7 separate regions of the Homo sapiens genome follow, and all the other regions are linked to region 5. A link is a loop called in an ENCODE intact Hi-C map of the cell type or tissue named here. Cell type or tissue: Caco-2. All regions are shown on one strand.

Region 1 (4,000 bases), 300 kb before region 5:
TTTCTAGTTGTCAGAGTTTCTGTTTCCTCAAGGTCTTCTCTAGCAACAAAATCCCAAAATTCTTTAAGAACATGAAGATGGCTCTTGATACAATTTTGTATTATATTGCATGTTAGATCTACAAAGAGGCTCTTCTCCCTATACTGAGAGAAACTCTTTCTGATTGAGTCCTTGTGTCTTCTAAAGTGGATCACTTTATGGTATTGTTTGTTCTTAATAGTAATGATCAGAATGGTAACACTAAGCAAAGAGCACCTGTAGGGCTGGGCTAATTATTTTACATATTAGTTTATTTAATCCTCCAAACTTCCTGTAAAATAGGTTTTCATTTCTGCATGGCATAAGAGAGGCTTTCAAGGGATTAAGAGGCTGCAAGTCACAATTTGGTAAAATCTGGAACTAGTAAAATCTACATCTCTCCCCAACTCCAAAACTTGTGTTCTTTATGCAGTACTAACCAGAGTAAGAAGGAAAATGTGTAAATAAATTATGCTACTTGACAGTTATAGAACCTAAGCAAATGATAAATGCAAAGTCTACCAGTAGTGAGTCAAGAGCAAAGTCTAGGGGTTGAACCCAAGCAGCCCCAGACATCCAATCCAGAGCCATGTTTGGGTTAACATTCATAATGTTTTGATTTTTATTCAGAATAATTGCCCACATTTAAAACTATGCAGAATTCCCATAAAAAGCAGGACTGAGAACTTCTATTGACAAATCAGAATATCTAGCAACTTGGGCCTCCACATTCCCACATGGTAGCAATAAGTGAAGCAGAGTAGCAGATGCCCCTTCGGACAGGACACTCCACCCATGCACTGCAGCCTACTCTCTGCTGACTTAGTTTGTGTGCCTGAACCCTCAGGGCTTTTGAGTTTGTGACCCTCCTTTTCTCCATGGCATCCAATGTAGTCAAATTAGAAGGGTAAAATGTTCTCAACTTCATAAATATACAGTGTGTCAAAAACTATAAGAAAGAATGTAACTTGTACCTTTTCCTCAATGGTTTCTTCCTGGGGATGACCCAGAGATTGTGAGGGTTTGGAGAACAGCCTAGGGCCTTCAATTAAAATAGTTTTGTCTTTGGTTACTACCGGAATAAACCTGTAAGCAGACAGCTGTTTCATGCCAGCTGAAATTCTAGTCTTGGGTGGGATGGCAGAGGTTTATGACTTCAGATGAGAAACAGGCAGGAACAGATTATATTCTTATGCCAAGTTTCTCTCTTTATTGCCATGGAAGCAAGAAGAGCAATGCAGAACATGGAAAGCTTTGCTAGAGCAGTGTTTCACTCAGACTTTCTGCAAGACATCAGGAGCTGCTCGAGATTTTGCAAACACATTTATGGGAAAATCATGGCTATAGAAAAGCTCCTAAAATTAAAACAGAGCTGGAAAAGAATAAAGATCATTGCATTTGTCTTTAAACTCAGAAGCAGAACCCCTGGGATTTAGCATTGTATAACAACACTGGAAACATTATTAACATTAATAAATAAACATCTGGATTGACTTGCAGTCTAAATTTAAGTGTCCTAAATATTTTGGCTCAATTATAACTATACTGCTTTTTTCTAAATTCTCAAATGTTTCTTCTGTCCTTAGCTTATATTTCATTTTCTTCTAACTCTTTTAACTCGAATCTTTAAATGGACCTTGTTGTATAAATGTTTAAGCACCAAATGTCTATATAAGGATATGGAATTGATATTGATTTCAGATTTCATATTTGTACAATCTGGGTTCTTTACATACTTATAGGCTTTTAATTGGAATTACATAATCACACCATTTGTTTATCTTTATTTCATATAATGCTTTCTGTTATATATAATTTCAAGAGTGCCAAAATTTACCAACAAAGTTTTAGTTGAGCTAAAATTAAACCTGCATGCTATTATGAAGCTATCTGTTATTTCCATTTTTAAATATAAAATTAGCCAGAGTTAGCCCAGTTTGGGATAGTATTAGGGAGAACCCATAAAATATGGTGACATAAACCACATTATGCCATAATCATGGCCAAGTTTCACTTGAATTCTCAAATGTATTCAAAAAGCAAGAGTAAAGGTCAGCAAAACACATCTTCACCAAGAAAAGTGCAGTAAAACGAATGCCAAATTAAATGGGCCAGCTACAGAGAATTCTACCCATAAACACAATGCTTATACTTAATCTGTTTCTCACCACCTTCATTTGAGAACGCTGGTCTCAGGTCCCTGGGCTGCTGTTCCTGCCTTGAGCTTTTTTGTCGTTGCAAGCCACGGGGTTGCTATGCAAAGTCCCAACGCATGGAACCAGAGTTAATCATTCACAGGCCTTTTTGCCTGAAATAAGATGCTTTTCATTTCCCTTGGCTTATGTGAATAATGAAAAAAGAAAACAAACAAAGGAGATAACTGCACAATGTTAAAAGATAATCCCTTAGCATAACTATTGTCTAGAAGGCTGAGCACCGTAGTCAGGCAAAAATCCAGTCTGCATTCAGTGACTACACTGACATTTATTTATAAGAGATTATGCCGTGACAGAGCTTCAAGTCATTTAGAAATGCTCCCATTCCCCAAGGCCTTCGTTATATTTATATGCAGGAGCCCATATTATTTTTCCTGGTGTTATGGCAACAAGGATTTCAGTGTTTACAGAGCTATCAAGTTCTGACAAGCCAAGCCGGGGACTTTGCATCACTGGCTTGCATTAAAATGGAGCGCAGGACCTGGAGAGCTGAGCTGAAGCTCAGCTGTCTGAACAACTAATACCTGAGCAGAAGAGGGTTAGGAAGCAGGCAAACGGTGCTAATCAACTCACAGAGCCACTTTCCCCCAAGGGAATTTGCCCTCATGATCCTGCGGTTTAAGAAATATATTACAAAATACGCTGAACCTAGGAAGTCATATTAAACTCAAAAGAAAAACAAAACCCAAATTCCTACTACAATTTTGTACTCTGCGTGGATGTTTTAAAGCTGTGTTGAGTATCGTACATTAGAGTCCTTTATTAGGCCTCTGGAGTAGAGAAAGGGGAAATGAAAATGCAGTGGGTGAAGAAAGGGCAGAACAAATACTCTCTCTGTGCCCACCTTTGGTTTTTAACTACACAATGGAGATCAGCCCAGCTTACGTTCACACCTAATTTAACCACTGCCCAGGGCCCAGTAGTTTCTAGCATACTCCAGCTCTGAAGCTAATTACTGCAGGAAGCTGGTTATGAAAATGTCCCAGAAATATCTGTATCTCACAGACAAAATTATTTTGAGAACTTGCCACCTGCTCCACGAAAATAAATATATGGAAGCAGGACCTTGCGCTCCATGGTTTTCTACATTGAAGTTGTTTTCTGGAGTTGGCCCAAACTCCTCCATATTCTCTGACTAGAGACAGAGCTAGAAATCATTTAAAAAAAAAAAAAAGTCCTTCCAAACATACTCTTTGGACATCTTGGTTCTAGATGGAGCAGGAAATAAAAGCCACAAGCTTAACCTCTGATACAATAAGCTACCACCTTCCAGTTCTAGATTTGGGCCTGGGAAATAATCAAGTCAGAGTAAAATGAAACAAGGAGTTCTAACCACATTTCTTTTTCTTCTTTTTCTTTCTCTCTTTATTTTCTTTCCTTTATATATGTGTGTTCATAAGGGTATTGGTACTCATTTGGTTATAAAAGTGTCACACTGAATTGTAGAATGAACTTCACACACGTCTAAATCCTTTTCAGTTTTTTTGAGATAGGGTCTCCCATTGGCAGTGCAATCATGGCTCACTGCTGCCTCAACCTCCCAGGCTCAAGTGATCTTCCCATCTCAATCTCCCAGGTAACTAGGATTACAGGCAAATGCCACCATGCCTGGGTAATTTTTTGTATTTTTTTGTAGAGACAGGGTCTCACTATGTTGCCCAGGCTGGTCTAGAACTCCTGGGTTCAAGTGATATGCCTGCCTCAGCCTGGGATTACAGGCATGAGATACCACACCCAGCTAATTTTTTTTTTTAATTGAGGTTTTG
Region 2 (4,000 bases), 210 kb before region 5:
TAGTAGTCAGATATACGTTGGGAAATCCATGTCCCTCCTCAAGAGACCTGTCTGATGATGAGAAAATTGTCTTTACTCAAGAATCTAAATTACCCAATTTCATTACACCATGGTGTGGACCATCAGCGGCCAAGTATAATTTTTAAATTCATCTTTCTTTGCTCTCCTTTTCCCTGAAACCTACCTACAGAGTCAGCTAGGTGCTTGGTTTTATAGGCAATTTGTCACAGTTTTTTTTTCATAGCTAAAGATTACTGAAATATTTGAGACTTTTTTTTAGACAGGGTCTCGCTATGTTGCCCAAGCTGGCATGCAGTAGCTATTCATAGGAACGATCACAGCAGCCTCAAACTCCTAGCCTCCAGTAATCCTCCTGTTTCAGCCTCCCAAGTAGCTGGGACTACAGGCTCACTCTGCACCCAGCTGAGACTCGTTTTTTAACTTCACATTGTAAAAAGCAAATAGTCAATTCATTCACGTAGGTTTTTTAAAAGCCAATTAAGTACATAAACCATTATTTGTGTAATACAAGTTCAAATAATGAAAAAGTCTCCTTTTTTAAAACCTTTAACTAGTTCTTTTGGCATCACAGATACATATATAGATGGTTTCACATGGTTCCAATCCTCAAATAAAAATATTTAAATAAGATTTCATACTAACATGGCTTTATCCTGGCATTTCTTAAACAGATGCAGAAAAATTCCCTTCTAATAAATTATCTGCTCCCACTGCCGCCAACATCCACTCCATCACTACCACCAGCCCCAAATTGCTTTATTGCAGTAGAATTATGTTATAATGTTAAATTGCTATAATTCGGTTTCCAGGCTAGAGGAAAAGCAGCACATATAGTCAGTCTTTCAGAGGCACATTAGCGAATGAAAAGTATATTGCAGGAGAACTAAGGAAGTAAGTCAAGGAACTTTGTCGGGGAAGAAGGAAGTAACTCCTACAGGCTATTTACCCCTTTTACGCCACCCTCTTTGTGTATTCCTGGGGTTTGCTTTGGTTTGGGTATACAGATGTTTGAGGTAGTGAGTGATCATAATAAAAGGTGACTGCAACTTGATGACAGGGCTAAAGAATCTTGGAGAGTTCAGCTGTGCTCCACTACCTCTCTGTTCTCTCCCCAATTCCTAATGTCTTTCATGCTCAACTGAGTCCTTTCCATGTAAAGAGTGACTGATATGGGGACCACAGCAAACATTTTTGCAACACAATTTCTTGCTGTAGAAAAGCAGTTGTAATCAAAATCAATAAAGCACTATTCCTGTGAGCCTCTACGAGACATAGAAACGATATCATTCTACCCAACCCTTCTTTGAAGTGAGATTCCACCACTACCTACCCCTTCATTTAATAAAGATTCATTTTGAATTATTATGCATCGAGTCCTCTGATAGACACAGGGCAGGGAGAAGGGGAGAGACAAAGAGGAAATGACAAGAATGTGGGCCTTGCCATCAGTGTTCTGGGAAGGGGATGGTTGAGGGAATGAGGCATTGTAAGAGAGGAATGTAAAAATCTAACTTTTTGCAGTTCTTTTTCCCCTTTAATCAAGCCCACATGTTTAACACCAGGAACTAAATGTGGTGAGGAGAGAAGGATTATAAAAATGTTCACTTTCATCCTACAGATATGAGAAAACAAGAACATATTGCCATTACTCGACAACTTTATAGCTCCAAATAATGCTAGCATGCAGTAAATCAATGCAGGCTTTCGCTGGCTCATGGAATGCATACCTCACGTTTGCTCTGAGAGGGAGCCCGTGTGATTCCATCTAGTGCCAGGCTGCCAATGGCCCTAGACGGGATTGAGGAGAAGGGGCTGGGGTTGACAGGGGGAAGTGGGGGTCCGATCTGCTCTCAGAGCCAACAAATTCTCCAATCCCTAGTCCCTCAACAACCTTCCTTCTCTTCTTAAGGAATGACAGAAATCAGGAAATATTACTTCGGCTTGCAGGCTTCTGTCCTGGCCTATCAAACCCACAGAGAAGTCTCAGCAAATTACTGGAAACTGCACTTTGAACTTAGTCCCTGGCAAGCAGCCCAGTCAAACAGAAATGTAAAAGTTCCTTTCCTCCGCGGGGCCCCTGCACCAGGGTGTCCCTATAGACACTCTAGAGCTGATTGCAACAGGTTGGAATGAGGCCCCACGCCAGGAAAACAAGCCCTGACCAGTATGATTTCCTACTGCCTGTGTTGTTTCTTAAAAAGGTTTTTTTTGGCTTGTTCTCCCTCGTTTTGTTGGACTAGGTTACAGGCTCAGGTCCCATCGAGGAAAAGACTGGCACCATTTTCACAAAATGCTTAATCCTTGTTTAGTTCGAAAACTGCTCCATCAGCGCCACCAGTAAGTGTAGTCATGTTGGGGGGCAGCTGGGGGAGACTGGTCAGGCCAGTTGCTAAGCAAATTCTTAGAACTCCCAGGGAATCGAGAAGTAATTAGCTTGTAAACCCTGCAGATATTTCTACCTCCGACAAGGGAGACAATATTTCTCTGCCCACAAGGCTTCACTACGTGGTACTAAAATAAACCAACAACAGGGACTGGCATGGAATGAACAGCCTCAGCCGTGCCCGGTCCCATAGCTACTTCTCCTTCATAAGGGGAAACAAAACATTGGCCTCTTTCTAACTGTTATATTTCTAAGAAAACTCAATTTGTACAAGCAAATAAACTGACTCATTATAAAACTAAGAGGTCAACAAGAGGCAGATAAAACTAAAGGTTAGACAGCTGGAGAAACAAGCCTCTCTTCCAGCTGTAATGGGGAGCTCCTTTGGAGGAAGCAACAAGTGCCTTGGGGGATCCATCGTCAACCTGGGAAGAGGAGGGGGCAGGAGAAGAAAGAGGAGCTCTGGCACACTCAAAGCCCATTTTCTGTTGGATCAAACATTCCTTTCGGAAAAACTAAAACTGATGCAAATCATAGCCAGATCTGGCCAGCAGTGACCTAACTCTCTTAATGTGCAATTATTTTCACTGCTTTCTCATAATGGGTTATTTTTCTACATTTGTATTGTTGCATATGCAAAGTGTAAACAGGGCAGTGATCTACTCTTCTGATAATTTTATAAAGAAAATTTCCCAAATGTGTTTTTTAAAGCCCTACATTCTCCCTAAAGGTTTCACATGGATTGGTAGAACCGCTTGTTTCATCTCTCAGCCCACAGCTTACCCCTTCCCTGCCTCCCTGACCTCCAACTGACCCAGTTCTGTAATAATCAACAGTCAATGAACACCACACAATTCAAAAAAAAAAAAAGAAAATGCTATTGGGCAAAGTTGCAGTTAGGGCACTCCTGGTTAGCCCTGTCATTTTTGAGGGAGGTTCCCACAGGTTTTTTATTCTCATTGTTAATGCAGAACTTTTGCACAGCATTTTTCATCTCTTTCCCCCTCTCCTGCCTCCCAGTGGTTCTAGTAGAAGTAAGGTAAGAAAGAACAACAAACCCAAGTTTCATATCAAGTCTACAAAGATAGTATATTCAAGGTGAATCATTCTCTCATCCAAGTATTCAATGTACATTTATTATTATTCCCTCTAACAAAGCAAATATCACCATACATATATCCCTCTTAGTCTCTATGTCCTCATTTACAAAATAACCTGATACAAAAATACCTACCTCCTGGGGATGTTGTTCCAAGAGATGACAAGTGTGGGTGGTCACACCCAGCATGCAGGAGATTCCCTGGGAATAACTGCAAATAGAAGGCTGGATGCTAGATAAGAGGTGGGAGCTGGAGGGGGGCCTCTGGGTAGCAGAAGAACAAAGCCTGCTGGAGAGTATGAACTCCCTAAGAGAAAGGGCAAAGGGTGTAAAGCAGAATCAGGAACTTAGCTGGGTGGGTATCAGGAATTAGAGCAGTGTGAGCCGGGCACAGTTGTTCTGCCTGTAATCCCAACCACTCAGAGACTGAGGCCGGACAATAGCTTGAGGCCAGGAGTTCAAGACCAGCCTAAGCAACATAGTGAGACCCAGCCTCT
Region 3 (4,000 bases), 250 kb after region 5:
TTCACTTTACATTTTTATGTTATGCAGATAGCTTCTTTCCTTAAACTTAATGACCCAAGTTCTGCTAGCTGCCAACTTTTCTTCTGCAGCTTCCTGACCTTTCTCCGCCTTCACAGAATTGAAGAGCATTAGGGCTTTGCTCTGGATTAGGCTTTGGCTTAAGAGAATGCTGTAGTTGGTTTGATCTTCTATCCAGATCACTAAAACTTTCTCCATATCAGTAATAAGGCTGTTTTGCTTTCTTATCATTCATGTGTTCACTGAAGTAGCACTTTTAATTTCCTTCAAGAACTTTTCCTTAGCATTTACAACTTGGCTAAACATTTGGTGAAAGAGGCCTAGCTTTTGGCCTCTCTCAGCTTTTGACATGCCATTCTCATGAAACTTAATCATTTCTAGCATTTGATTAATGTGACAGATGTGAGACTCTACCTTTAATCTGAACATCTGGAAATCATTGTAGGGTTATTCTTTGGCATAATTTCAGTACTGTTGTGTCTCAGGGAGTAGGGAGGCCCAAAGAGAGGAAAAGAGACAGAAAAATGGCTGGCTGTTGGAGCAACCAGAACACAAAACGTTTATTTATTAGGTTTGCTGTCTTACATGGGTGTGGTTTATGGTGTCCTAAAACAATTACAATAATAATGTTAAATATCACTGATCTCAGATCAAGATAACATAATAATAATAATGAGGAAGATTGAAATATTACAAAAATCACCAAAATGTGAAGTGAGAATATGCTGTTGGAAAAATGGCACCAATGGACTTGCAGGGTTACCACAAATACTCAATTTATAAAAAATACACTACTTGCAAAGTGCAATAAACCACAATATAACGAGGTATCCCTGTATATGCAGTCCTGTAATCACCACTACAGCCAAGATATAGAATATCTACATCATTCCAAAAAGTTTCCCATTGCTGCTCTGTGGTGAAATTTCCTCCCTCAGATCCCCGAACTGATTTCTGTCCCTGCAATCCTCACAATGTCAGTATAGTGTATAGTCTTTTATATCTGACTATTTTTACTTAGCATAATGCTTTTGAAATTTATCCATCTTTGCATATATCAATAATTTGTTCCTTTTCATGACTGAGTAGTATTTCACTGTATGGACATGTTGCAACTTATTTATTCATTCACGTAGGTAGACATTTGGGTTGTTTAGGTGTTATAAATAAAGTTGCTATAAACATTACAAACAGGTCTTTGCTGGACAATTTATTCATTTTTCTTGGGTAAATACCTAGGACTGAGATTGTCGGATACTATGTTAAATATATATTTAACTATATGTAAGAAACTTGTGTATTTTTAAAAATGAAACAGTATCACTTAAATTATGAATAAAGCTACTACACTGGCTGATGATACGTCATAATTTTTTTAAGAAAGAACAAACACACACCGTACTTCTAAACTTGCACAATTAAACAAGGAATGCACTAGTATTGTGTAAAATACATGTAAAGTGCTCATATTTGACTAAAATTAACTAGACATCATATGTAAAACACATAGCATAGACTTAATGCATACTGCATACCTAATGACTGCTAATTCTCCACTGTTCAACTTTCCTTTTTCCCAGTGCTCTCCGCTCCCCAGTCCTCAACTCACACAAACCCACACTTAAATTTGAATCATTATTTGTTAAATCAGTTATAAAAGAGGACACACTCTCTTGCTTTTCTTCAACTATTATCTCTTAAAGCAAAGCCAGTTTCATTCATTTCTTTAAGCTGCTCTTTGGATAAATAAGGGGGAGCCTCTAAACGCAGTAGAGCCTGTACTCAGGAAACATTTCAGGTGAACATCACCATCTTGTGTCAAAAAAGAGTAACTGCAATACCAAAGTTATCAAATAGAAAACAGAGAAGTCAAAATGTATGAAGGTTCATTTTTTTCCAAACTTATTCTGACGCATGTGTCAATTAAGTGTTGCAAAGCTTAAACTCTTCATGTTTTATGAATTTAATGCATTAAAATTTCAAGCTAGATTGTGTATATCATAAAGGAACTAGGTTTTCTATTACAGGCCCCTTCAGATACTTTTTTGACACCACACACACACACACACACACACACACACACACACACACAGAATGCCAGGAACAAAATGACACTTCATTATTGTTAATACTCTTTATGTACTTTAAAATTAGCCACCAAATTGCCCTTCTACTAGTGACTTTAAAACATTCAACATATAGTCCCAGATTTAGGTTTTGGCTACACTGAACATTCGTTCTCAAACATGAGATTCTAGGAGCATTAACAATAGAAGACAAGAAGCTTTTTCAAATTTATAAGTGATTCAACTTTAATCATACAGTTAGATATTTCTATTCTAACTCAACATTATTTTTACATTCATATTCATTAAAAAATAGTTAAAAGTATATTAAATAGAACCAAAATATTGCAGGCTAATCAGACATCTGTGAAAAAAGAAAATATGCTGCTCAACAAGTTCTCCTTTTTCAAAGAGTAATAAATTTTAAATGAAAAAGTTAAGGTGTACTTCAACTGTCAAGCAAGGTTTTTATTACACAACAACAGCCTTAAAGGCTGATTGATTGCTTTTTCTTTTTTTTTTTTTTTTTCTGAAAATCACATGGTTAATCACTTTTGCACACCTGGATAATATCTGCTTGCTTTATGATCTGTTTGAAGAAATAAACGTTACAGTAACAAGAAAGTCTGGGAAGGTGGTACCTAAAAAGAAACAAAACAGAAAACAAAAAACAAAAACCTCAGAAACTTGTTTGGTAAGTAACATCCTTTTATATAACATTGATAATCTCTATTCTTGTCTGTCTCTGTGTCACAAAAGAAGATAATTGTAGAGCTTGAATGATATATCAAAGATTATCTAGTACATTTTTCACAGGTACAGAAACAGATGCTCAGTGAGGATAAATTATTTCAAATAATACACAGTCTGTTAATAACACAGCTAGCATCAGAAACTAAGATCTCTGCAACCATCTGTCTGCCTTTACTCTTCCATTGCTTGTTTCTGTTAGTTTTGAGCTTTCCTATCACACTCTGTATAAGGCACTCTGGCCCCTATCATATTTATCCTCTGTTACAGGTGTCAAATCTCATTTTCCTCCAGACCCATTTCCTCAGCTACATTGCTGGCATTATGCAAAAGCTCCTTTCCAATGTTGTGCACTCTCAAAAAATTCATCCAGAAATACTAAGGTTTGGGAAGGTCTGTGCCCAAAGCACTATAAGCAAAAAGTTCAAAGAAGAAAAATACAAAACTCCTCATACAATAAGTCTAATATCACAAATTCATGAAACGGCAACTATAAAGAGCAAAGTATTCAGAAAATTAAGTACATATTTCAGCATTGTCTTAAAGCTAAAAGAAATTAAAATAGCTGGTTTTAAATATCTATGGAGTTCAAACTAGATTAGTGTTGAACTCTTCACCTTATCAGTATATATATAATAAAACTTTGGTTATGAATTTATCTGAATTTCAATGAATGAATATAAGTCTGCTCACTCTTATCTATTTCCACCAAAGAAAGCAGAAAGCATTTCTTTACCCAGATAGTATTCTTAATAGCAGAATTTTACTTTCATCTGTTCTTCCTCCATAAATAATCTCAACCATCTAGTTTCTCTTTAGGAGTTCTCTTTGGTAACTCTTCAGAACATCCCCTAATTATCTCCATGTCAATTAAATGTTCCATGAAGTTCACCTAGATTGGGGATCTTGAACTAGATACTTTAAACAATTTTTCAAAAAGAAAGCTATATAAATTCTTCTTGGTATTTAAGATATATAGTGCCTTTGCTATCAATGAATAAAGAAATACATAGAGAATGACAGAAACAAGATCCCACAGTTGACAAGTTGGGAAGATTAATCAAATCTAATAAGATGAATTTAGTAAGAATAAATTCCTCTATTCCTATGGCCTAAAGCCTTTGTAGCCATAGCCATGGAAATAATTGGGAAATCACTTGGACTTA
Region 4 (4,000 bases), 160 kb before region 5:
AATTCTTGGACCAAGGCCGTGATGAAAGAATGTACTTGGATAAGAAACAGAAGATCCTTGCACTTGGCCACTTGGAAAGCTTCTTGGTGGTAGCCTAGGCAGTAATTAATTCACAGATCCAGGTGTTGTATGTATGTTGTGTGTGCTCTCAGAGCATGTCAGGACAACTTGAGAGCAAGAAGTCTGCAGCCACGTGGTTGGGAAGAGAAAGTGCCTTTTAAGAAAAATAAAAAATGGATGTGAGCATTTCACATAGTCAAGTGTTTGCATTAGAGACCAAACAGACATCTACCTCTTTACAGAAATGTATTAACATGCCCGACACTGAAACACCTAGATTAAAATACTTCAACATCTATTTTATAATGTGTCCTCTTTATTTTACCTTCAAAACCACAAGACAATTACCTGCTTCCTGTTTAATATGTACTGAAAATGGAAACGAATTTGATTTTTACCTGACAGCTGTCCCTTCAGATTTTTCCTTTGTTTTGTATTACTATGGCTAGAACAGCCCAGCAGGACCATGACTGTATTTTTTTTTATTGTTTTTTTTGAGACAGCTCACTCTGTCGCCCAAGCTAGAGTGCAGTGGCACGATTTGGGCTCACTGCAACCTCCGCCTTCTGGGTTCAAACGATTCTCCCATCTCAGCCTCCTGAGTAACTGGGATCCAAGCCCGGCTAATTTTTGTATTTTTTAGTAGAGACAGGGTTTCACCGTCTTGGCGAGGCTGGTCTCAAACTCCTGACCTCAAGTGATCCGCCCGCCTGGGCCTCCGAAAGTGCTGGGATTACAGGCGTGAGCCACTGCGCCTCGCCTGACTGCATGTTTTAAACAAAAACTGAGACTTATATGTGTGGACGGTTGGTTGAATTCATTTCAGACTGACTGGGGGTGGGATCTGATGGTCCTAGTGTATCCCCAGTCCCGCTGCAAGTGGAGTCCTCCATGTCGTTAGGAAGATCAGAAAAGCTATCTTGTGAAATGTCACCATGCTCCAGGGCTCTATGGGCAGTCTTCCACTTTTCTACAATACCCCAAACCTATGTGTACCTTTCCCCAGCCTGATGTTGAACACACTCTAAATTACAGCTGTGGACACAGAAGCACAGGTGCGGCCCAGCTGCAGTGGCCATCCTGCCCATCAACCTCTCTGCTTACAAGCCCAAGAGGTCAATGCGAAGCAGCAGGGCCCCCTGAGGACAAGACGTCTCCCTTTTCCCGTAGTTGCACGGGAAGCAACCCGAGACCTCCGAACTTGATGTTTAATGTGAAAAAAGGAAAGAGAGGGAGCCCATGAAAAACAATCTTGCAAGAATTCTGAACACACTTCTTTCGGCTACTCTCTGCCTAAGTGCAAAGGGCACCAAAAGGGTACGTGGGGTCTCCACTGTACTCATGGCTCACCAAAAGAGGCGACTCCCTTCCAGCAATTACTTTTTCTTAATACGGAGGCGCTTCGGCAGGGCTGACCAGACCCATGAGTCTCTCATGCCCTCTCCTTGACAATGCAGCAAGGGGGAATAGCAACAGTTAAAAGAGCGGACCACCTTAAGTAAAGGAAAAAGCGTATTTCCATATTCTTAAACAAAGGGGTTCTGCACCATCTGTCCCTGTCTGGGTGCCTCCGCTCCACACTGAGAGGATTTGCGAGGGATTCAAGTGCACCTTATAGATTAAATAGTCACTCGGCTGCTTAAGCCCGGTTGCCCAGACAATGGCCGCGCAGAGCGCCCCTTCCTCCTTCCTTCCTGTCGAGCGTTCTGCCTGACTACACAAACTCAATGCGCGCGGCTCCCCCGATGCAAGAAGTGGACTTGACCGGAGCTAAAACCAACAAAGGCAGATTCTGGTGGGAGCTGCGGAAGCGCCGGGCACTGAGTCAACAAGCGGGTCGCATTGAAATGCAAATGGCGCGGCCGCGGCCCCGGCGCACCACCTCCCGCTCCTTAACTTCTCAACCCCCGGGCCTCGCCGGGCCTTGAATGGCTCCTTTGACGCGCGGTGGCCGGCTCGGGCCGTGGTCGCGGCCTCGGCGGCGGCGGCGGCAGCGCTGCGTCCCTGCGAACTCTTTTTTTTTTTTTTTTTTTTTTGCCGTAGTTATAATTGCCCTAACTCATCATCACATCATCATCATCACCCTTCCAGACTTGCGGGTGTACACAGCCTGAAGCGCAGAATTCCCTGATCAGTGACCGAGGAACTGAAAATTTCAGCCTGCTGCTAAGGGGGGAAAAAAGTTCCAAAGTCCAATTGTGGCGGTTAGGTTTTGTTTTTTCTAAGAATTTACTCACTTAAGTATTTACTCACTTAAATCCTGTGCGCTTTCTTTTATCCAGAAAGAACCAGACTTAAATTTTTTCAGGTGCTAGATGACATATTTAGCTTAGAAGGAAGTTCTCGCGGATGCTCTGTAAACGTTTAAGTAAAAACAAATCCCGTTTGGCACTTAGTTACCGCCCGCCGTCTCTCCCCACGCCTCCATCCCTTGTTTTACTTTGGCGAGATAATATTATCAGTTTGCTGTTTATTTTGTGCTTTCCCTAAGGTCTAAAGTTAATGCATGTCCTGTTAAAATTCCTACAGGACAGTAAAGGGAGAGTAAAGGTGAGTTTTCTTTACAGAAATAAAAGGCTAATTTAATTTTTTTAAACGATGAGTTACTAGTAGTAGTTTAAAGCTACGTGGTAATTAAAAGTCACCTGAAAACCTAAGATGACCTTCTACAGGAGCTATATTTGGCTGCTATTTCAGACTGTTAGGAAATAAGGACTGATATATCTATAACAAATATAATGAAGTAAATAATTTTTCAACTCCTAATTTTGTAAGTTAACCAGAATATAATCGTATTTGAACATCTAATAGTTGTGTAATTCACTGAAATACACAGATTATTTTGCTAAAAAGCAACTAAAGAAACATGCTACCATCTTTAATTTTGCATAATTTTTAATTTATTTGGTATAACAGAGTCGAATTTAAGAAAAACTTTCATAGTTGGCGTGGCTTAAAATCAGAATACTTTATGCTTTTTGAAGGTAGGTCTTTTCTTTTGGTAACACCTCCCTACCCAGCACACAGGTGTGTGTGCAAACACACACACACACACACTTTGGCCTATAAAAAATAATTGTTGGATTGCGTTGAGCTGAGTTGAGTAGACTTAAAGAGTCGAGTTGCTCTACAAGGCAAGATTCAGAATTACAGTAATGGCATTACTTTCTGTAATGTATATCCAATAGTTCTGCTTGCGCATCCATTCTCCCTTATAGAAGGTGAACCTAATTTTCATTCAGAGGACTATCCCTCTCCCACTCACAGTCTCAGTGGTTCAGTGAGGCCGACCCCATCCACATACATGGCTCCAGGGCCACAGCTAGTCCATACAATGTCTTCACACAAGTTAGAAAAATGCACTGCTTCCTTCAGGCAAATGAAGTCCAGCACCAGAGCACCAGCCTTGCCCAGAAAATAGCCAGGGTTGCACTGCCTTGTCAGCTGGGGCTTTGTACACTTCACATCACATGCAGTCCTTCCTATTTCCAGCAGTAAACATGTGACTGCCATCAGCCTATTCAGTCTATAGTGGTAAGTTTCAGGAACAGGCATATGAACCAAGTTGATCTCATGATAGCCGGGAACTTTTGCTGAAATTATTAGAATAAAGCCATTCTTGCTTTCTAGTGGAACTGAATAACTCAGGGGTTCCCAACCCCCAGGCCACATACTGGTACTGGTCCGTGGCCTGCTAGGAACTGGGCCACACAGCAGGACACTGCTCCCCATTGCTCACATTACCACCTGAGCTCCGCCTCCTGTCAGATCAGCTGTGGCATTAGATTCTCATAGGAGAATAAACCCTATTGTGAACTGCACATGCAAGGGATCTAGGTTGCCAGCTCCTGAGAATCTAAAGCCTGATGATCTGTCACTGTCTCCCATCACTCCCAGATGGTCCCATCTGGTTGCAGGAAAACAAGCTCAGGGGTCCCAC
Region 5 (4,000 bases):
CCTGAGTTTACATTCAGGGGAGGAGAATGTTAAAACAATAAGCAGATATATACTTTTTTGTGTTTTTGGTTTATTATTTGTTTATTTATTTATTTATTTATTTATTTTTGAGATGGAGTTTAGCTCTTGTCGCCAGGCTGGAGTGCAGTGGCGCAATCTCAGTTCACTGCAACCTCCACCTCCCAGGTTCAAGCGATTCTCCTGCCTCAGCCTCCTGAGTACCTGGGATTACAGGCAAGTACCACTACACCCGGCTTATTTTTTGTGTTTTTAGTAGAGAAGGGTTTCGCCATGTTGGGCAGGCTGGTCTCGAACTCCTGACCTCAGGTGATCTGCCCACCTCGACCTCCCAAAGTGCTGGGATTACAGGCGTGAGCCACCGCGCCCGGCCAGCATATATACTTTTAAAACAAGAGCTTAAAAATTTGGGGATGGAAATAAACAAGAGAATGAGATAGAAAAGGCCGGAAGAGATAGGAAATGCTGTAGGAACACTTAAGGATTGTGGCTAAAAAAGCTGTGATATGAAGTCAGGGCGTCAGTTCACTTGAGGGAGGAACTTTTTGTGTGTAACTCCCAGCCCTGCCACTTGCTGCCATGTGCCTACCATGATGGGTTGTGTGGGTGAACTTAGGTAGCACATGGCATTGGCGACACCCAGCCACACAGATCTAGGAGCTGCCATTCACGTCCTCATCGCTGCAAATGCAGTGTGCACCCTGTGCAGGACACCTTGCAGCCCAGGATGACACAAAGTGGATGCTAGATAAACATTAGCGGCAATCAGTGACACTGTATGAAACTCCCCATCATGGTGGAAACTTGTACTGAGAAAAGATGGCCACTTCTCAGGGTCATTGTAGCAAACAGCAAAGGTAGAGGCTTGAATGTGATGTCCTTGGAGTGGCCATCCCATGATAACTTATAAATCTTTTATTTTATCACTGTTATTACCCCTTCTACCATATTCCCTATTTCTAACTCATTGTCCCTTCTTTCTTTCCTGTTAAAACCTTTCTGCCCTTGAGCAAAGCAAAGGTAAGTTCTCACTTGTTTTCCCACTTAGTTCTATGTCAACCAAGACCTGTTTGTTTCTGCCAGTAAGTTACTTCCTAGGGCCTGTGAAATAACGTGGACTTTGAGTGTGGCTCTTTTGACAGAGCAATAGCACCACCTGCTACCACCTACTAGAAATGTCGTCTTGTAGAACAAAGAAATACGCACGCCCTGCTGTTCTGCAATCAGGCTCTGACAGAAGCTTTCAGGTGTGGTGCTTACAAGATCAGACTCATTGACTCACTCACTTCTCCCTGCTCCGTCACTACACTCCCAGTGAGTATTTCTTGAGCTACCACTGGGTCCTAAGTCTGCTCTAGGTATTAAGGACACAGTAGCACCATCGTGACCAAGGCATGGAGCTGAAATTTTCTAGATGGAGAAGACAGAGATTAAACAATAAAATGGCAAAATGATTTCAGATAAGGACCAATGTTTCAACAAACAAAATAAGATGAAGAGTTATGGGTCACTGCTTTAGATAGGGTGGGTATAGAAGTTCAAGTTTGAAGAAGCAGCTAGGTCTAGTGCTAGGAGAGAAACAGAATAAGACTGTGACAGTAAAGGTACCAGAGAAACGGGATGAAGCAGATGGGGGAAGCAGTTTCAATTCCATGGTGCGAATAAAATTGGTGCACACTCAGAGATGTTTTGAGAACTATTTGGTAAGCTCAGTAAATGGGCATGGTATAGAGCATCCTTGACATAAGTAACTCCATCTTAGAAAAAAAAAACTGTATCTTATACTTCATATGACACTTTTTGCCAACAGGGACAAGATATTTTGCTTAACAAATAATGACTACATCCAACCAGATAAGGATACAAACAAGCACATTCTTCCACTATCAGTCCTCACCAGAGGACTCTGTGGCCATAAAAAGAGTAAGGCTTCAGCAGCTCAACACAACTGACGCAGTCCTGCTATCAGTTGCGATAAGCACCTGGCATCTGCCTACAAAGGCTCTGCCCACATCAAAGACTCTTCCTTGCGAGACTGAGGGACTGCCCAGGCCAAGCCAGGAGATTCTTTTTGTCTTCGTTGTTCTCCCTGCAATGGTTCATTAACTCTTTTTTCTCTCCCTTTTCTCTTGATGTTAAATGTTACTTTGTGAGCTGTGGAATGTTTAACATGTATATAGTGACCACGTATTCTATTACATATGGTTTTCAGTATTAACTGACTTGTGGAGTGGCTTGAGCCTGTGTGCCCGCTATTCTCACTACCGAGTGAATGGGAAGTTCTGAGGAGAACCTCTTTCTTGGGAACTCCATTGAGCTCATGGTTTTTGTGATTGAAACAGTATCAATAAAAGTCTGACCTTGTGGCAAGATACAAATGTATGTGGACCTTGCACGGCTCATGAGAGGCATAACTCTGAAACATGGGTCAGAATTCCTGTCTTTCTGTTTCAAATTGCTCAACAGTGCTAAACATATTGTTTTAGACATAATAGGAGCTTAGCAAATGAGTATTTCTGTATTTGCTGGCTTCAATTGCCTTGAATTAACACAAGAAGCAGACCAGACTGGGGAAGAAAGTTATTTGTATAGAGAAATTCTTAAATGGCGAATCTGTAAGGGGCATTATCCTTACATTCTCCCTTCTCTCTGCATGCCTCTAACCAAAGACAGACCAGTCCGGACAGCCAAACGGGACCATAGAATAGTCAGGACGCATGGAGGGAAATAAGGTTGCCCAAATATATGGACATACTGTCTGAGAGCCATAGGGTATTTGCGATTAGCCGTCTGCAGAAAGCACCCTCTTGGAGATAGGAAGCATCAAGTCTAGATGATCCAGATAATAACCAAGTGTAACCCTGACAACTAGAGCATGAAATCAGGCCTGGAACCTGGTTTGGAACCCTTCTTTCTTCCTTCCCAATAGGAACAGTCTTCAAAATGTAGTGAAAGTGGGTCTCACTTAGGAAGACTATACAGTGCATCTTCAGGAGACAAGTATGTGTGGACCCGCCAGGGTAGTTATTATTCTATTTGGAAAGTCTATGGCTCTAGTGAACACCACTATCCAATGAAATTCCCTTGCTCAGATTTCTTGCTCATGAAACAGCCTTATGATGATAATTTCTGGCTTCCTATGCAGCTTTCCCATGAAGAGAGTGTACTGATTAGCCACTATGACCGTATGGCTGCCCATGACGTGTCTATTCTTACTAGAGAGCAATCATCACATTCTAGTTTATACATCAAACTTGTGTGATGTTTCCTAATGGAAATCAGTTGTTTTGAATCTGATAACCTCTGAAGGCACAATCAAATCAAGTTTTTTTTCCTATCTTTTTTTTTTTTTTTTTTTTGAGACAAGGTTTCACTCTGTCACCCAGACAGGAATGCAGTGGCATGGTCATTGCTCACTGCAGCCTGGAACTCCTGGGCTCAAGTTGATCCTCTCATCTTAGCTTCTTGAGTAGCTGGGACTATAGGCACACACCACCACACCGGGCTAAATTTTTATTTCATTTTTGTACAGACGAGGTCTCACTATGTTGCCCAGGCTGGTCTCAGACTCCTGGACTCAAGTGACCTGCCTCCCAAAGTGCTGGGATTACAGGTGTAAGCCACTGCACCCAGCCCTCAAGTTTCTTTACGTGAGTGCATTTGAGGGCCACATCTCAGTATTGTTTCTTTAAAAGACCATTCTGGGGTCAGCTGGCCTTATTCTACAACATTTCCAGTTTGGCTCTTTCTAATTTCACCACCTAGATTTGATTCATTGTAGTAACTGTCTTTTCTCAAGTACAACAGCCAGATGGTCTCTGCATAATGGGGCTTGAGGATAATAATCCAACCTGAGTTCTAGGTGTCATCTATTTCAGAATGACAGGGTAAAAGTTTAAACATAATAGAGATTACTTACATCTCCAAGGAACATGATTAAACAGTTCTGTTAAATTACTATGATTTCCTTGAGCCTTGAAGG
Region 6 (4,000 bases), 420 kb before region 5:
TAACATTAAAGAAATTGAGCAAAACAATAAGTAAAAAATTATCATGAGGGAAAAATAACATCACTGAGATCAGATAATTTTACAGGTAAATTCTACCAAAACATTCAAGAAACAGATTATTCAAATTTTATACACACTCTTTGAGAAAATATAAAAGGACAAAAATTTTCATCTCATTTTGATACCAAAACTAAAAGACAGTGTAAGTAAGGAACATTGAAAGCTAATCTCAGACATGAACACTGATGCAAAATGCTGAATCAAATATTAAACAAGCTAAATCCAGAAATTAATAAAAATAATATGCCATACCAAATCTTGTGTACCCCAGAACTGCTAGAATGATTTTCACTAGAAATTCTATCAATAAAATGAATTACTTTAACAAATTTAAGGAGGAAAAAGAAGTGACCATCTCAATAGAAAGAGGAAAAGCATCAATAAATTTCAAATCTGATTCATAATAAAAACTAATAAAGGAAAGATATTTCCTTAAAGAGATGATGAGTACCTAAAAAAAAAGAAGAAGAAGAAAAGGAAACTTCAACAAAAGTTATTTAATGGTGAAACATAAAAGTATTCCGTTAAAATCAGGAACAAGTAAAGGAAGACATAAAAGGTTAATTTCTGGAAGTGGAATAACTGAGATACAGGAAATTAGTATTTTAATTTTAATAGATAATACAAAAGCACTCTTCCAAAAGGTGTTGATTTTACAATTCTAGTGCCCATTTCCCCATACCTTTACTGGCATTGAATGTTATTCATCTTTTTAATCACTGCCCATCTGTTAAGAAAACAAATTTTATTTTTGCTTTGTGAAGATTCTGTTTATGTCATTTGTAGAGTCTTACTTAATATTTTAGGTTGTTGTAGCTTACCATTGTTACTGAATATTGAGGGAGAGGAGGATGAGAAAGGTTGCCAATAGTCTTAACTGAGCTTAATGGCATCGGTAAAAAATGAAAATGATCTCTATGAAAACTTACCCAAAAGGGCATTATAAATATGTGTAGTATAACAATGTTATCTGCACCAGAAGTTGAGTCAGGAAATCTGTATCTGTGCCTCATGCCTTATTTCAGCCACCATATCCTTCCAGAGGCTTCATGGCAGGCAAGCAACACAATGAGAGAATTCTGGTGTTCTCAACCATGGCAACTCTCACAGCCATGGGTGAAGGCCTCTCCCCTGAGATCTCAGACCTGGAGATGCCTCTGTCAAGCAATGGCTCTTGGGTGAACATGTATGATACAACTTCTATTATCGCAAGTCTGGAACTGTATTCACCAACATATGCACATCCAATGCTACCAGAATCTATGAAAACTCAGTGATAAAAAAATCAGAGTCAAATTCCCCCAGGTTTTTGTTTTAACTGCTTTCTTGCAGAAAAAAAACTTCTTTTCTGGATGAATGCTGTTTCACAGAAACCCATTTCTCAGTCTACAAACATAGTTTCCGGATAATAATTTGCAATAAACCTTTTGCTCAAATCACCAAGAACAGGAGGTCTGAAATATACTTCAGAGTTGTGTGACTTTTGAAACCCACCTCAGCAGCCCTGAAGCTGTTATTTGTTGCTCTTTTTCAGATATAACCTCAGTCCTTCCTCACTGAGAATATTAGGGTTAAGATTTAAGAATACAGATAGTCTTTGAATTCAGATAGCTCTGGATTAAACACCAGTTCCTCCACTTAAAGGCTGTGTGACCTTGGGTGAGTTCCTCTAAGCCTCCATTTCCTCCTCAGTTTTTTGTTTTTGTTTAGTTGTTGTTGTTTTGAGAAGGAGTCTCACTCTATCACCCAGGCTGGAGTGCAGTGGTGCGATCTCGGCTCACTGCAACCTCCACCTCCCGGGTTCAAGCAATTGTCCTGCATCAGCCTCCCAAACAGCTGAGACTATCGGCGCCTGCCACCACACCCGGCTAATTTTTATTGTATTTTTAGTAAAGACTGGGTTTCACTATGTTGGCCAGGCTGGTCTTGAACTCCTGACCTCATGATCCGCCCCCTTCGGCCTCCCAAAGTGCTGGGATTACAGGTGTGAGCCATCGCCCCAGGCGTTCTCCTCTGTTTTATGAAGACAGTATAGCCCTGCACTGAATAATTGTGAAGATCAAATGAGACAATGTATTTAAATCATACCTTTAATAAGTGCTCAATAAATGGTAGCTATCATCACTATTATTTCTCTCAAAGAATGCTCCTTTCTAGATTCCCCAGTCCCTCTTGCTTTTCTTCAGTTCCCTCACCTCCTCAAAGAGCTATCGAGCCCAGCCTTGGATTGGCTAAGTCACTCACAAGTCCAGAGCGCAATTCACAGCTATGTCCATACTGCGCCCTCTAGTGTCACTTTAGGGACTATGTGACTCTGGAAGCGCCGTTACCTCCAGGATTACGCCAAGGGTGTAAATTTCTCTATGTCAGGTGCATGCCCTCCACTGCCAACGTCACTCCACAGCTTGATAATGGTGGTGCTCACAGAGCACTGACATTCATTTAGGTCTGGGTAAGGCTCACATTCCATAAGGTGGGATGGAAAGAATCATCAGTCCCTTCTAACAGGGAGCTTTCAAGCTCCAGAAACCAGGAGACTCATTCAACACATTCATCTCTATATGTCCACCTGGGACCATTAGGCACATAGATGTAAATTTTATCTGGAAATAGCCCTGAGTGCCCCCATGCGTGTGTACAGCCAGGGAAACACACCTACTGGGAGGTCATACTCACCACCCCACTTCTAAACCAGGCCACAGTTTAGAACCCCTTGGTTATATAATATGGATAACGGATGTCTAATAAATGCTTTTAATGGCTTGAGATTATATCTGCTCTTGAGCCTGTGTGTTCAAAGGTAGTAAAACCAAAACACTGGTGAAATGGTAGAAGAAGAATAATAAATTTGTTGACACAAAATTCCAGCACAGATTTTCAATTGCTCATCTCTGTTCAATATGACGAGAAATGAGAGCTAACACCTATTCAGCACTTGCTGTATGTTAGGTACTGTTCTAAAAGTTTTACCTGTATTAGCTCATTTAATACTCAGAACAACATTACAAGGCATTTATTTTTCCCATGTTTTAGATGACAAAACTGAGGCACAAAATGGTTAGTAAGTGGCCCAATATTGAACGTTTACCAAATGGCAGATCTAGGTGAGTAACAAATGGCGTTAAGAAAAACCACAAAATTACAACTTTAGAAAGTTTATCAGAGGGAAAGAAGGAAGGAACAAAGGAATGAAGAAAGGAATGAAGGAAGAAAAGAAGGAAGGAAGGAAAGAAGGAAGGAAGAAGAAAGAAAGAAATTAAGAAAAACTACATGTGATATATTTTAACACAAAGCAGACTCCCATCAATGTAACCAGATGATGTCAGCAGGATGGTGAAAGGACTCAACATAAAGAAAGGACTGTTGAAGCTGTTGAAACAATCCAATCAGCTACTTCTTGACATTCAGACAGTGGTCCAATCTGAGTGGAAGAACCACTATGAACTCTTGCTGTGGGTCACACTTGCTAAGACCAAGCCATACCTCCTGACATAAGACTCTAAACCATACTTTCTACTAGAAAATATAAGAAACATAGTAGCTCTCCCTAAGGGGCTATTTCACCATTCATAAAGATGATAACTTGGATAGATATCTATGTTAATCATGCTTTGAGAAGTCAATAAGATGTTACATTTGTTGAAAAGTAATTTAAACAGACTAAGACACCAACCTGAAATGTGCTCAAAAAGGTGATCATGTGCCCTTAAACAGACCTTCATCTACACTATAAGCCATGTAGGTATCCATTTTATGTGTCTCCTAATCTTCCATTATCAAATTATTTATTCTCAGCATATTATAAGCAATAGTAGCAGAGGATCATTGGCTTGGTACTAACTGTGATTTTCAACTCTTGTCCTGAACTGAATCTGCAGCAGCAGAATTTTCCTTGGCTCTTACAGGTTATAGGAAATGGTACATTCCTGGTCCTCTTTGA
Region 7 (4,000 bases), 920 kb before region 5:
AAATGGATATTTCAGAAGAAAAGAGACAATGACAAAGAAGGAATTACATTTATCTAGAATTAAAGAAAACTAAGAATTCTAAAACTAAAAGCATATTTCAATTACTAAGCAAAAGGAAAATATAGACACATCACAATACATCTGGAAAGCATTGAAAACAAGAGGAAATACTTTACAAGCTAACAGAGAGAAAAGACAGACTACCCATAAAGTAATTGGAGTTAAACTAACAGCAGTCTTATAAACAGAAATAATAGATGCCAGCAGTAAATGAAAAAATATATCCCACATGCTGAGGGAATATATTGTTGTTTTAGAGGTATAGAACAGGCCAAATTACCGTTAAAGATATTTGGGGGGGGCCGGGTGTGGTGGCTCACGCCTGTAATCCCAGCAGTTGGGGAGGCTGAGGTGAGCGGATCACCTGAGGTCAGGAGTTCGAGACCAGCCTTTGCTCCTCTGTCAATGATGAGTTGACTGTATTTGTGTGTGCCTATTTCATGCTCTGTTCTGTTCCATTTATATATGTGTCTGTTATTTTGTCAATGTCAGGAACTGCCTTGATTACTATAGCAATATAGGAAGTCTTCAAATCAGATAGCACGAGTCCTCCAAATTTGTTGTTCTTTGTCTACAACATCGTGTTGGCTCTTCTAGATTTTTTACCTTTCCATATCAAAAATAGCTTTCTGGGGTTTTGATTGGGATTGTGTTGAATCTACAAATCAATTTGGGAAGAACTGACATTTTAACAGTAAGTCTTCTAATTAAGGACATGGAATATTTCCTCATTTATTTAGATATCCTTTGGGTTTTTTTCATCAGAGCTTTTGTAGTTACTGTTTACTGTTTTTGAGCATTTGTGTTATTTCCAATTTGAGGCTGTTATATTATGAAAATTATAATGTCTTTGGACAAACACATATGCTCACTTGCCCTATGTCCAGAAGTGGGAATGCTGTGTCATAAGATAGGAATATATGTAGCTTCAGTAGGTATTGCCAGTTTTCCTAAGTAATTGTAACAATTTGCTCTTTTCACCAGCAATGTGTGAATAGGATACAAACAAAAAAGACCTTACACCTTATACAAAAATTAGATCAAAATAAATCATAGACATAATTGTAAAGTGCAAAATTTTTAAACTTCTAGAAGAAAACACAGGAGAATATCTACCTAGCATATGAGTCTTTGGTTTGGCTCAAACCATATGACTCATTGGTTTGGCAATGAGTCTTTAGATACAACAGCAAAGCCATGATCCACAAAAGAAAAATTAAGTTGGACTTTACTAAAATTTAAAATGTCTGCTTTGCAAAAGACAGAATAGACGGTTAAAGAGTCAGGTAAGAGAATGAAAAGAAGTCACAGACTGGGAAGAAATATTTGCAAACTATATCTGATAAAGGTGTATCAAGATATACAAAGAACACTTAAAATTCAATAGTAAATAACCCAATTAAAATATGAGTGATGGATCCAACAGACATCTCACTAAAGACATTACGTATGGCATATAAGCATAGGAAAAAATGTTCAACATCATCAGTCACTAAGGAATTGCAAATTAAAACCTCACTGAATTACCACTACATAACTATTAGAAGGGCTAATATCTAAAAAACTGATAATACCGAATACTGACTAGGATATGGGGCAACCAGAAATCTCACTCATTGCTGATGAAAGTTTATAGCAGCTTTCTTAATAATCACTGAAGAGTGTCAGCAACCAAGATGTTATTCAATAGGTGAGTGGATAAATAAACTGTGATACCCCCATAGAATAAAATGTTATTCGGGGATTTTAAAATGAGCTATCAAAATACAAAACAAAATGAAGGAAACTTAAATTCACATTGCTAAGTGAAAGAAGCATGTCTGAAAATATTATATACTGTTTGCCCAATAGTTGACATTCTGGAAAAGGCAAAATAATAGAGACATAAAAAAGATTAGAGGTTGCCAAGGATTCTAGAGGAAGGTTGAAGAGGTGAAACAGGAGATTTTTAGGGTGGTGTAACTATTCTGTATAATACTGTGATGTTGGATACATGATTTTATGCATTTATCAAAACCCAAAGAGCTTTACAGTACAAAGATTGAACATTAATGTATGCAAAGTAAAAAAAAAACAAATCATTTAGGGGGTTGGGGAGCCCAGATGGCATCCAGACTGTGATAAGAGAATATATTATAAATGTATGAAACAATCTGACTGAAGGGAATAGGAGCAAGAGATGTGGACCTAAGTATCTTTGGAAATGAAAGGTGTCTGTAAGATTTAAGGCAGAAGGAAATGGGCATAAGCACTCCATTCTAGCTGACAACCTTTTTTCTGTGGAGATATAGGTTAACAGCTCTAATACTGGTACATATGCTCCTGGAATTGAACAGTTAACCAAAGGGATAGCAGGTCATGAGAGCCAGATTTTTCACTGTTGAAGTGGGAATTTACAGATAAGCAAGGGTAGGAGGCTAGGATAATCCACATGGTTATAAATTAGTTTGAGACATCAGTATATACTCATATTTAGCTTAATATAGATACCGACGGACATTGCCTTAGTCCATGTGAGTTGCCTATAACAAAATACAATAAACTGGGTGGCTTATAGGTAACGGAAATTTCTCTCACAGTTTGGGAGGCTGGGAAATCTAAGATTAAGGCACTAGTATGGCCAGGTTATGGATGAGAGCCCTTTTCCCAGATGCAGACATCTCACTATGTCCTCACGTGGTGAAAGGGGCAAGGCAGCTCTCTCGGGGCCCTCTTTTACAAGGTCATTAATTCCATTCATGAGGGCTCTGTTCTCACAATCTAATCAGCTCCCAAAGGCCCCACCCTCTAATACCATCACTGTGGTGATTAGTATTTAACATATGAATATGCGGAGGGAAACATTCAGACCATAGCAGCTACATATAAATATAACACATTTGTATACACACATGATCTTTCTTGCTTTGTTGGCTGAAAGGCTTAGAAGCAATGACGCCCAGTGGCAAAGACCACACCTAATAGCCCAAGGTCTGAGCTGAGCTGCTTGCCCATCACTCCAACAGAGCCATTGCCGCCTTTCCTGCCTTGCTTTCCTTAAGCTACCTGGTTAATGTTTACAATACAGCAATAAAAATAAAATGGCTTTGTGTTCCTCCTCCCTAACAAAACTTGATATTAAAGTGAAATTTTCAGTATTTCATCCAAAGATATTCTGGGACTTTTATCCACTAAGATATCAATGATGGAATCACTAGTTTTGAGCTGGATAAAAGAATGAAGTTCTCAATATCTTTAAATCATACTACTTCCAAATTTTATAGATCTTACTTTGGTTTCAGGATAAATTTGATAAAATACACTACATATCAAATGTTGGGCCAGACATAAATATTGAATAATAAGTATAATATTTTAAAATGAAATCGCAACATAGTAGGAGGAATGATAGCACTACTACCTATATTTTATTAAACTCGCTATGTTTATTAGTATATACTTATATATTTACACATGACTTCAAAAAATAAGCAAGTAAAGAAATCTATGCAGTAATAATTATCCAGAAGCAACTTTTGCAGTGCTAGTACTAGCATTCCATTTTCATTGTTAGAGTGAACTTATTACATACACAATCACTCTAAATTCTTGCACAAATTCTATTCTTATAATTATTCATACTATTTATTTTTTAAATAATTAAAACCAAGCACTTATGGCCTTAATACTCACAAGCCCTGTATAATATAGTGCCATTATTTCCATCTCCAATTTACTGATTAAGGCATTAGTGTGATTACATGATGATCACATGGTTTATCAATGGTAGAAATGGCATTAAAACACACATCTAATGTCAAAGCCCAGGAATTTTACCTTTCCTCCATGCTGTCACCATAACTTATAACCAGTGTCTTTAGTAATTAGTGTTCTGATATACAGAGGAAGAAAGGAAGAAAGGAAAGAAGAAAGAAAGAAGAAAGAGAAAGAAAGGAAGGAA

What was found. A loop is a pair of places that touch in the nucleus more often than their neighbours do. Peaks named below come from ENCODE experiments on the same cell type or tissue, not always from the same donor. Only the 100,000 strongest peaks of a DNase experiment are listed, where the experiment ranks them.
Region 1: it touches region 5 in a loop (7-fold over the local background); 9 of 110 quality-filtered maps call a loop at or near these places.
Region 2: a loop joins it to region 5, with 5 times the contacts of the local background. A loop is called at or near these places in 3 of 110 quality-filtered maps.
Region 3: it touches region 5 in a loop (7-fold over the local background); 4 of 110 quality-filtered maps call a loop at or near these places.
Region 4: it touches region 5 in a loop (8-fold over the local background); 2 of 110 quality-filtered maps call a loop at or near these places.
Region 6: it touches region 5 in a loop (12-fold over the local background); 3 of 110 quality-filtered maps call a loop at or near these places.
Region 7: it touches region 5 in a loop (14-fold over the local background); 5 of 110 quality-filtered maps call a loop at or near these places.

The regions. Positions count from the first base shown.
Region 1 is chr4:123,648,519-123,652,518 of GRCh38, reverse strand. LINC01091 (long intergenic non-protein coding RNA 1091) reads right to left here and starts at 2,528. Exons shown (of 6, transcript NR_027105.3): 1 at 2,190-2,528. In Caco-2, no CTCF peak of the experiment used is centred here; DNase peaks (open chromatin) are centred at 2,258 and 2,668; H3K4me3 peaks cover 658 bases.
Region 2 is chr4:123,553,702-123,557,701 of GRCh38, reverse strand. No RefSeq gene overlaps it. Among named protein-coding and RNA genes, the nearest start is that of LINC02435, 34 kb to the right of the region's middle. In Caco-2, no CTCF peak of the experiment used is centred here; DNase peaks (open chromatin) are centred at 2,101 and 3,781.
Region 3 is chr4:123,100,909-123,104,908 of GRCh38, reverse strand. All of the region lies in intron 14 of AFG2A (AAA ATPase AFG2A), which reads right to left. Among named protein-coding and RNA genes, the nearest start is that of AFG2A, 180 kb to the right of the region's middle. In Caco-2, a CTCF peak has its summit at 1,783; no DNase peak of the experiment used is centred here.
Region 4 is chr4:123,503,695-123,507,694 of GRCh38, reverse strand. No RefSeq gene overlaps it. Among named protein-coding and RNA genes, the nearest start is that of TRC-GCA2-1, 3.2 kb to the left of the region's middle. RefSeq lists an enhancer at 1,307-2,154. In Caco-2, no CTCF peak of the experiment used is centred here; DNase peaks (open chromatin) are centred at 1,934 and 2,464; H3K4me3 peaks cover 1,720 bases.
Region 5 is chr4:123,347,546-123,351,545 of GRCh38, reverse strand. LOC124900774 (a long non-coding RNA gene) reads left to right here and starts at 325. Exons shown (of 2, transcript XR_007058263.1): 1 at 325-1,332; 2 at 1,829-2,392. RefSeq lists enhancers at 1-84, 996-1,526. In Caco-2, no CTCF peak of the experiment used is centred here; DNase peaks (open chromatin) are centred at 1,215 and 1,995.
Region 6 is chr4:123,771,365-123,775,364 of GRCh38, reverse strand. The region is part of intron 3 of LINC01091 (long intergenic non-protein coding RNA 1091); the gene reads right to left. Among named protein-coding and RNA genes, the nearest start is that of LINC01091, 120 kb to the right of the region's middle. In Caco-2, a CTCF peak has its summit at 2,366 (motif pointing left); a DNase peak (open chromatin) is centred at 2,314.
Region 7 is chr4:124,263,105-124,267,104 of GRCh38, reverse strand. All of the region lies in intron 3 of LOC105377406 (a long non-coding RNA gene), which reads right to left. Among named protein-coding and RNA genes, the nearest start is that of LINC02516, 290 kb to the left of the region's middle. In Caco-2, no CTCF peak of the experiment used is centred here; no DNase peak of the experiment used is centred here.